Linked DNA regions of Homo sapiens: region 1 is linked to region 2. A link is an interaction called in ENCODE POLR2A ChIA-PET data of the cell type or tissue named here. Cell type or tissue: PC-9. All regions are shown on one strand. Each heading gives the region's core, and the rest is flanking DNA. Links, peaks and the distances in the headings are about the cores only.

What was found. Peaks named below come from ENCODE experiments on the same cell type or tissue, not always from the same donor. Only the 100,000 strongest peaks of a DNase experiment are listed, where the experiment ranks them.
Region 1: POLR2A ChIA-PET joins it to region 2 with 6 read pairs; 3 of 35 experiments call an interaction of 5 or more read pairs at or near these places.

Annotation. Positions count from the first base shown.
Region 1 is chr15:92,635,478-92,640,847 of GRCh38, forward strand. The region is part of intron 1 of FAM174B (family with sequence similarity 174 member B); the gene reads right to left. Among named protein-coding and RNA genes, the nearest start is that of FAM174B, 18 kb to the right of the region's middle. RefSeq lists enhancers at 3,100-3,389, 4,153-4,252. In PC-9, for the core only: CTCF peaks have their summits at 3,319 and 3,519; DNase peaks (open chromatin) are centred at 1,654, 2,934, 3,204 and 3,794; H3K4me3 peaks cover 2,601 bases; H3K27ac peaks cover 4,691 bases.
Region 2 is chr15:92,562,214-92,567,583 of GRCh38, forward strand. No RefSeq gene overlaps it. Among named protein-coding and RNA genes, the nearest start is that of LINC00930, 7.4 kb to the right of the region's middle. RefSeq lists enhancers at 16-555, 556-1,093. In PC-9, for the core only: no CTCF peak of the experiment used is centred there; no DNase peak of the experiment used is centred there.

The sequences.
Region 1 (5,370 bases), core at 215-5,214, 73 kb after region 2:
CGCGGATGGTAGCAGGAAACCTCATAGCGTATAAATGGAGTTGAGGGTGCAGGGACAGGGAAGTGGGATTGAGGGTGCAGGAAATCTTCACATATTTCTTTCTTTTTTTTTTTTTTTTTTTGAGACAGAGTCTCGCTCTGTAGCCCAGGCTGGAGTGCAGTGGCACAATCTTGGCTAACTGCAACCTCCACCTCCCAGGTTCAAGCAATTCTCCCTGCTCAGCCTCCAGAGCAGCTGGGATTACAGGCGCCTGCCACCATGCCCAGCTAATTTTTGGATTTTTAGTAGAGATGGGTTTTCGCTATGTAGGCCAAACTAGTCTTGAACTCCTGACCTCAGGTGATCTGCCTGCCTCAGCCTCCCAAAGTGCTGGGATTACAGGCATGAGCCACCGCACCCAGCACATTTCTCAAATTAAAAGGAGAATTCTTCCTTTACTAACTATGCACCAGTCAGAAGCCGGGAAATTTAGGAACAGAGCCAATCAGCATTTTCCACATACCTTCAGATCCGCAAGCCTGTCTGAACAGTGGGCTCAGAGAACAGTGCAGTTCTGCCTCAGAGAGAGAGAAAACGTGAGAAAATGGGAAAATAGAGTGCATTCGAAGCCTAAAAACCCTAACCAAGTCTGGCTCTCTCTTCTCTAAGTGTAGATTCTTTAACGTGTCTTTTAAAATAATAGTCCATAAGGCTGGGCACAGTGGCTCACGCCTGTAGTCCCAGCTACTTGGGAGGCTGAGGCAGGAGAATCACTTGAACCCAGGAGACGGAGGTTGCAACAAGCCGAGATCTCGCCACCACACTCCAGCCTGGGTGACAGAGTGAGACCCTGACTCAAAATAATAATAATAATAGTCCCTAAAAGTTTAACTTTTCCTGGGTGCCAGCTAAGCGATTTAAATTTGTGATCAAATGTAAAACATCTAAAGCACGCTTCAAGGCATGTGCTGCTGGTATCCCTGTCTAACAACTGAGGAGACTGAGGCTCAGGGAAGCCGACTTGCCCACAGCCATGTAGCTAATCAGTGGCAGAGCTAGGGTTTGAAGCAGGCAGTCCAGTGACCAGGAGACTTTCAGTGGGGCCTCCTTCCCACGTGGGTGAGTGAAAGTGCCGCACAACTACCCATGGTCTGAAATGTGCCGCGGAGATAGGCTGCATGGGGCTTGAGAGTATAGACTGGAAGCAACTCGGGAAAATCACAGGGCATAGTGAGCACATATGACCCCTGAGAGGGCCAGGGGGTGCTCCAGCTGAGACCTCCCCAACAGGTCGCCTTGAGTCATCCCTGGTATGCCCTGCTCTGTCACCCCCACTCACTCCCATCCAAGAGCCCCACTCCACGCCTCACCGGAGTTCGCAGCCACTTGACTTTAGCGCCAAAAAACTCTTTGCCCTCCCTCATCACACTCTGGAATGTGTCACTTTGCACAGCTCACATTTTCATATTCCACACTAATCTGGACACACTTCTAACAAACCCTTCCTAAACTGTGACTCCCTCAGGTGTGCTGGTTTGCAGCCAGCCCACGCCCACTTCCTCCCTCCTTTTGGCATCTGTATCCTCTGTGCCCTGGGTGAAGCCCCTCCCACATGGGCCTGGCCACACCCCCAGTTCCAGGAGTGGACGTGAGCCTGGAGCCTGAGCCAATCCAGGCATTGCTACCCCCCAGGCCATGGCAATGGCAGAGGAGCAGGGCAGTGGGCAGGGGAAGGCACGACCAACCCGAGCCAATGACTCTCTGCTGTGAAGGCTGGAACAGGGCAGGTGGGTGTCCCTCCCACTGGCCTTGAGGCCCAGATGACATAAGCCATCATGCCACCATCTAGAAACAGAAAGTAAAGGCAATATGGTAGAGGGCAGATTGGAAAGAGAGAGACCAAGTCCTAAATCGACTACCAAGCCAGCTCTCCTTAAAAACTACAAGGCTACTCTCTCTTTCACCAAAGCCAGCCGGGGCCAGGTTTTCTGTCACACACACAACCTAGCAAACCTTAACTGCCTCGAGGTCTCAGGGAAGGCACTGCACGAAGGGAAACCACCACTGTAATCACAACACCTTCCTGGGGCTTTTTCCACATTTTAATAGTTAGCCTTCCATATGTAAGTATAATTTTCCTATATCCTCAAGCCTGTTTAAACCCCAGGACTCTGCCCCTTATAGAAACAATGAACCACACACACAGAAGCAGAGTTGACATTTTTTGCTTAGGGCTACCTGTAAGCAGGCTTTCAATGAGGACAAACAACCGGCAACTGCACCTCCCAGAACTGCCATGAGCCTGAGGCAAAGGCAGAGACTACACGGCTGTGATGAAGCTGAAATCCCCTGGGTCCATTCGTGGGCAGTGGGCCAGCCTTGGGGACAGGGCCCTCATTTTACTCAAAGACACACGCAGCTCAAGGACAAAGCACCTGGTTCTAGAAAGAGCCCAGGTTTGCAATCAGACTTGGGTTCGCAGCCCAGTGCCCCCACGTCCAGAGCCTGTCCCCTCAGCTGTGTACTGGGTGGTGCTGGGGGCCAGTGGGACGGCAGCCTACAAGGACAGACCAGCTAGCACTCCCCATCAAAGAACGAACTTTGGGAAATAAAGAAGTGAAAAGACTGCTGGCCCATCTTCCACAGCAGGAATCTTTCTTTTCTGAGATAGGCTACTGTTAACCAGGAGGCCTCAACCTGGTTGAGATGTAAAGTGGTCCTTTTATTAATAAATAAATGTCCATATTGTCTTCACAGGAATAGGCAAGGCCAGATAATTTCTAGAAGAGATAAAGCACCCTTCCATCCGAACCAAAACTCATTTCTAACAAGAGAGAGGAGAGGTTCAAAATTCTTTTAGTCTGAAATATAATCCTGAAGCCAGAGGGTTTGTTTACTCAATGGACTGTTCACCAGCTGCTCAGAAACAGGTTTCGTGTGAGTGCTCATACGTCCCACTTATACAAACAAGGAGGCCGAGGGAGGACACCAGGCCCTGGCAGCCTACAGAGGGGGAGGCCTTCCTTCCTCGCCCTCACCCACGAAGAGAATAAAACAGGACTAAACCCTTTAGACTCAGTTCAGTTTTGAGTGTGACAGTCAGAGCCACCAACTCAAAGTGCAGCGACTGAGGTTCAGGGGTCAGCCCTGCAATTCCCCTGTTGGTGTGCTTCTGAGCAAGCCTCTCGTCATGAACCCGAATTTCTTCATCCATTTCTACTTCCTGCCAGGTGTGGTCCGGGTTCTGATGACACAGCCTCTAACACTTCTCACTCTACTTACTCCAGGGGGCCACAGGCTTTCTCACTTCTCCTGAGGCCATTGCAGGACATCGCAACCAGGCTGGGTTTTCTCCTTCTTCCGAATCCTGCAGCCCCTCTTCATAGGCACATCCCTGCCACGGGGCACTGTCTACACATGACCTCCAGGCACACAGGCCCCTCCTGCGTCATCCACAGCACTGGGGTGACGGTACCAGCAGGCACTGTGAGGCGACAACCCTGAGTGCCAGCTAATGCACATGTGATCTCATCACAGCCTCCCGCCAGTGAGGCAAGGAGGGCTCCCATTATCAAGGCAAGGAAACCAAGGCCAGAAGGCACTGAGTGACCTGTCCCAGGAAGCAAGCAGAGCTCGAATCCAGATGCATCACACTCCACAACATGAGCCCTTCACACTCCAACAAGAGGGTAGGAACTCACCTCGGACCTCTGGATGTGCCCCAACCCTACGACTCGGCATTCAACAGACACTTCTCAGGACCCAGAGGTGCCCCTGCAAGTTCTTTTGGTTGCCAGCCAGCTCCCGCGATAACCAAAAGCAACCAAAACAAGCTTGTGTCAACAGAAGGAGGGCACGCTGCGCCTCTGACTAGGAAGTTTCAATCTCATAAAGATTTCAAGCCATCTAAATTAATCTGCAAGCTCAGTGAAATGCAGTAAGATACCGACCAATTTCTGCTGGGGATCTAAATGAGCTGATTCCAAAATTCATGAGGATGGGAGAAGCAGCAAGAATGGAATAGCCATGAAAATTCTATAAAGGAGTTAGATTAGTAAAACATGCTGTAAAACTACAATAACTGAACACAGTGTGATAAGGTTTGGAACTGTGTCCCCAACCAAATCTCATGTTGAACTGTAATCCCCAGTGCTGGAGGTGGGGCCTGGTGGAAGGTGACTGGATCATGGGGGTGGGCCTTCATGAACGGTTTGGCACCATCCTCTTCGCGCTGTTCTTATGATAGTGAGTGGGTGAGTGCCTGAGAGATCTGGTGGTTTAAAAGTGGGTGATACCTCCCGCCTTGCTCTTTCTCTTGCTCCTGCTCCCACCATGTGAGTGCCTGCTCCCCTTTGCCTTCCACCATGATTGGAAGCTTCCTGAGGCCTCCCCAGAAGCAGAAGCTGCTATGCTTCCTGTACAGCATGCTGAACCATTAGCCAATACCCAGTCTCAGGTATTTCTTTATAGCAGTGCAAGAACAGACTAATACACAGTGGCATCCCACACTAACAATCAGATGCTATAGCAGAATAGAAAGTCCAGAAATACACCCAAATACACACTGGAATCTAGTATAGGATAAAGATGGCATTTCAAATGAGTGAGAAAAAGGTAACTCATTAAATATTTTGTTGATAACCACCCATATCTCACACTTTGTATCAGCATAAATTAGACGGATCAGACTTAAATGTAGAAAATAAAACCATAGAAGTACTAGAAGAAAACATGGGAGAAATCCAAAATCCATTTTTTTAAAAAAGGATGATAAATGTAAACACATAAAAATGTCTTAAAGTCAAGGTAAATAGGCGGGGAGCAGTGGCTCACACTTGTAATCCCAGCACTTTGGGAGGCTGAGGTGGGCAGATCACCTGAGGTCAGGAGTTCGAGACCAGCCTAGCTAACATGGTGAAACCCCATCTCTACCAAAAATACAAAAATTAGCCGGGCATGGTGGTGGGCACCTGTCATCCCAGCTATTCGGGAGGCTGAGGCAAGAGAATTGCTTGAGCCCATGAGACATAGGTTGCAGTGAGTGGAGATCGTGCCACTGCACTACAGCCTGGATGACAAAGTGAGACTCCATCTCAAAAAAAAAAAAAAAAAAAAAAAAAAAAAAAAGTCAAAGGAAATGATATACTGGGAGAACTATTTCCAACTCATCATAAATTTTGGTTTTTGTTTTTTGGTTTTTGTTTTTTTTTAAGACACAGTCTCACTCTGTCACCCAGGAGTGCAGTGGCATGATTTTGGCTCACTGCAACCTCTGCCTCCCAGGTTAAAGTGTTTATCCTGCCTCAGCCTCCCAAGTAGCTGGGATTACAGGCACACACCACCACACTCAGCCAATTTTTGTATTTTTAGTAGAGATGGGGTTTCACCATG
Region 2 (5,370 bases), core at 230-5,229:
TATAGAAATGCTATGCCTATATTTTTTCAGTAGGACCTACTATTACAGGAGCCAAATTCTCAGGCTAAAATAATAAAATATCACATTTTCTCAGATGCTTTGCCAGAGAGAAATTTTTCAGAAATCCACAGAGTAGGATTCAGCACATATTTCAAAACAGTTGAAGCAGTGAGACTGTGCAAGCAACAAACAAGACTTTAAATACACATCCATGAGTCCTTTTTTAAAGACGGGTCAAGTGCAGTAACATCTATGAATCTCAACTACTCCACTTTGCCCAGCAGTGTCTACTTGCTGCCCTGGGTGAGCAGTAACAGAAGAAATGCAGAGAAAGAAAGCAGTGTCTTTGGAGAGGATTGGAAAGCCAAGCTTGGCTTGGAAGACTTGTTGAAAGTTCCCTGTTCCTGCCCTGCTGCTTGGACACCCTGGAGAGGGAGATGGCGCCAGGGCTGGACCACAGGCAGGGCAAGGTGAGCTCCCAAGCTGGGAGGAAAGCAAGACAGATCTGGCAGAGCAGCCCCAAGGCTGGAGCTATCCAGAGGGACGCAGGAAAGTGGCGAGGGTTGGGCTTTTGCTCATAGGCCTGTCGGGGAAGGCAGCAGCAAAGCAGAAATTTCCAGGGCCTTAAGTGAGGCTAGCGGGCCTGCAGTCTCATGGGGGTTCTGGAGAGTGAAGCTGAGATGGCACAGGCGGAAGTGCCTGGGAGAAGGCCTCATACTCAGCACCCAAAAGAACCAGCACCCAGGACCTGTGTGCCACCACTCACCCTCTCACTGTTCCCACCCCCAATGTCTTGATGGGATATGTTGAGGCCCCCAGATTTCAGGTGCAAGTCCTGGGGAAGGAAAGATGGGGGATGAAAGCAAAAAGGTGCCAAATTCCAAGCATGCAAAAAACAAACAAACAGACAGACAGACAAAACTCAGATTGGCTGAATGATCTTGAATTAAGTTTCTACTATGGGATGAAATGAGAGTCCTGGATAGAAATGAAGTTACAGAAAGGATTTCATGCACACTGGGGCTTGGGGTTGAGAAATCTATACCCAGTTGGAGTACTTAGCCAGTGCCACGTAGATAATGAGCACCCAAATACAACAGACAATATTCTCCCCAAGGTCATGGTGTTTTGTCCTCCTCTAGTCTCCTTTAAAATAAATAAGCAAGGCTTTCCTTTTCCACAGACTTTTTGTTCTCCCTCACAATCTTCCCCCTCTCTCAAGGGGGAAAAAAATGTGCAAAGCACACCTCCTGTGTATTTTCCTCTCCTTCCTTTGGCTTCTGTCCAAGGCAACCCCAGGAGCTGGGGGTTAAGAGTTGCTACAACTGCTATCTTCTCAGCTGCCGGCCCACACTCTATCTGAGACGCTGGAGAAGCAGAGCCCACATGTCCTGCAGTGGAGTGAATTAATTGGGTCAGCCACTGCTGGGGCATCCTTCTTGCCATTGCCTCAAAGAAAGATCCTATGCCAGACTGGGCTTTTGGTGAGTGTTTGAACACAACCCTGAGGTCATTCCACCCTCCAACCATCAAAGACTCAGGAGCTGTATCTCCTGACATACACACACCCCATTCAAAGGAACACCTTAGCAACCCAGGGTTGTCAGGGAGCGGGAATGGTGGGGGTGGGGGCAGTTGTAACAGGTTGAGACCCAGGGGTTGGAACTTGAGGGTCACCTGCTCCACTATGTGCCCCACCCTCAGGAGCTGAGATACAAGGAGTCACTAGATGCAAATATACTAAACGCTGGATATCAATGAAAGGTTCCTTGCTAGTTTTAACGGCCCATCTAAGATCACAGCACTGACCCCAGTAAAACATTTAAGATGTATAAATGCAACACAGCATTTGTCCCGGGAAATAAAACACTAAAGATTACCTTATTCCTTGAAATATTAACTTTTAGAATAAGTGATGTCATTTTATTTATCATGGAGGTCAATTTGCCACTTCTCCTACTTTTCTTTAAAAAACCTGTTCATATACACTCTCCCATTCATTGCAAGAAATAACCAGTGAGATTGCTATGATGCGTTTTGCCTTTTAACAGATATTAAGTGTCTTGGCTGAAATCACCCAGCTGTCTAGGAAGGCGAAAACCACAGGCTGGGATGGACTCTCTAGAGTCAACAGGAAAGTGGAAGGGCCTCTACCAGAGATTTTGAAAGAAACAGGAAACAGTCCATTGCAGCTTTAAAATCTTGATTTTAAAAAACACCGGCTGGGCACAGTGGCTCACGCCTGTAATCCCAGCACTTTGGGAGGTCCAGGCGGGCAGATCATGAGGTCAAGAGACCATCCTGGCCAACACAGCAAAACCCGGTCTCTACTAAAAATACCAAAACTAGCTGGGCGTGGTGGCGGGCGCCTGTAGTCCGAGCTACTCAGGAGGCTGAGGCGGGAAAATCACTTGAACCCCGGAAACGGAGGTTGCAGTGAGCCAAGATTGTGCCACTGCACTCCAGCCTAGCAACAGAGCAAGACTCTGTCTTAAAAAAAAAAAAAAAAAAAAAAAAAACACCAGTGTGTTAGTTCATTTTGCATTGCCATAAAGGAATACCTGGGGCTGGGCAGTGTATAAAGAAAAGAAGTTTATTTGCGTCACCATTCTGCAGACCATGTAAGAAACACGGTGCCAGCATCTGCTTCTGCTGAGGCCTCAGGAAGCTACCATTTGTGGTGGAAGGTAAAGGGCGAGCAGGTGTGTCACATGGTGAGAGAGGGAGCAAGAGGGAAGGGAGGAAGTTCAAGCTCTTTAAACAACAGCTATCACATGAACTAATGGAGTGAGAACTCACTCACTACCATGAAGAGGTCACCAAGCCATTCATGGAGGATTCACCCCCATGATCCAAACATCTCCCACCAGGCCCCACCTCCAACATGAGGGATCAGATTTCAACATGTGATTTGGAGGGGACAAAAATCCAAACTATATTATTCCATTCCTTGCCCCCCAAATTCATGTCCTTCTCACATTGGAAAATACAGTCATCCTTCCCCAATAGTCTCCAAAAGTTCTAACTCATTCCAGCATCAACTCAAAAGTCCAAAGTCTCATCTGAGACTCAAGGCAATTCCCTTCCACCTATGAGCCCGTAAGATCAAAAACAAGTTGTTTACTCCCAATATATTGATACAATGGTGACACAGACATTGAGTGAATATTCCCATCCCAGAAGAGAGAAATTGGCCACAAGAAAGAGGCAACAAGCCTCTGCAAGTCTGAAACCCAGCAGGGAAGACATTAAATCTTAAAGCTTCAATATAATCTCCCTTGACCCCATGTCCCAAATCCTGGATACATGATTGTGTGGGATGGGCTCGCAAGGGCTTAGGCAGCCCTGCCTCTGTGCCTGCTTTGCAAGGTACAGCTGCTGTTCTTGCTCTCACAGGTTGGAGTTGAGTAACTGTGGCTTTTCTAGGCTAAGGTGCAAGTTGCTAGTGGTTCTACCATTCTGGAGTCTGGAGGGTAGTGGCCTCATTCCCACTGCTCCACTAGGTAGTGCCCTGGCGGGGGCTCTCTGTGGGGACTCCAACCCCACATTTTCCCTTGTAACTAACCTGGGATGTTCCCATCCTCTGGCTGGGATAAGGGAAGCAGCAACCCAAGGCAGCACCGAGTAGCAATGCCCCTGGCCTCGTCCCTGAAACCAGTCTGTCCTCTTAGGCCTCTGGGCTTGCGGTGGGAGGAGCAGCCTGGAAGATTTCTGAAGTGCCTTTGAGGCCTTTTTCTCATTGTCTTGACTAGTAGCACCTGCTTCCCTTTCTGTCATGCTAACCTCTCCAGCAAGTGGTTGTTCCTCATGCCTCTTGGATTCTTATCCTTTGGGTTCCTCTCCTGAAATGTTCTTTCCTTCTCTACCATGAGCCAGGCTGCAGATTTTCCAAGTTTTTACACTCTACTTCCCTTTAAATTGTAAGTCCCAACTTTAAGTCATTCCTTTGCCCCATATCTGATCTTAGATTGGTAGAAGCAGCCTTGCCACTTCTTGAATACTTGGCTGCATAGAAATTTTTTTTCCTCCAGATACCCTAAGTCATCACTCTGAAGCTCAGCCTTCCACAAAGCCCTAGGACATTGGCACAATGCAGCCAAGTTCTTTGCTAATGTGTGACGAGGGTGACCTGTGCTCCAGCTCCCAATAAGTTCTTCATTTTCATCTGAGACCTCATCAACCTGGCCTTCACTGCCCATATTTCTATGAGCATTTTGGTCATAATCATTTAACGAATCTCCAGTACATTCTGAGAAATAAAAATGAAATCCTAAGCCCTTCCCCCCACCCCAGACTACTGAATGGACCCCCCTGTTGGCCAAGGGGACCCCAAAAAAACCTTAAAACTGAGTCCCAGCCCTGATGCAATGGGAGGTCAAACATGCCTCATCAGAGCCCGTCCCTTGCTAACCACCGCTAGGCTTTCTTCTCTAAAGGCTAAGCAGGAACCAGCCCTTTCTCTTTTTAAAAATTAATTTATTTTACTTTAAGTTCTGGGATACATGTGTCGAGCGTGCAGGCTTGTTACATAGGAATACATGTGTCGTGGTGGTTTGCTGCACCTATCAACCTGACATCTACGTTTTCAGGCATTTGTCCTAATGCTCTCCCTCCCCTTTCCCCTCACCCCACAACAGGCTCCAGTGTGTGATGTTCCTCTCCCTGTGTCCATGTGTTGTCATTGCTGAACTCCCATTTTTGAGAAAATGTGGTGTTTGGTTTTCTGTTCCTGTGTTAGTTTGCTGAGGATGACGGTTTCCAGCTTCATCCATGTCCCTGCAAAGGACATGAACTTACTCTTTTTTATGGCTGCATAGTATGGTATACATGTGCCACATTTTCTTTATCCAGTCTATCACTGATGAGCATTTGGGTTGGAACCAGCCCTTTCAAAAGAGTCACCTCACCACTGATTTCAACCAACCACCTGATGCTGTCCCTCCCTTTTGCAGTTTCAACAGAACAACCAAGCAGCATTCCTTCCTGATAAGAGACCACCAACCACTGAGAGGTTCTAGTCAGTCTAGGGAGGCTGTGCACTGACTGACGGGTTTTGTGTCCACTGCTTCATCTTTTGAAGTCAGAGACCCAAAAACTGCCCCCTCACATCTTGCTAATACTACCATTTTTTTAACATGCGAACCCATGAAGGGGCTGGGAGGTCAACTGCACATGTGTTTCTTCTTTCGTAAATATTCATGGCTCCTCCTATAACTTGCTGAATATATATTTGGCCACCTCATTCAGCACAAATCCTTGTTTTATTCTTCTGACACTCCAAGTGCCTGTTTCTGGCTTCTGGCCAGAGGCTATGCTTCGCAGACACTCGGAATGGCCACCCTGCAGGCTGCAACCATTTATAAGAAATAC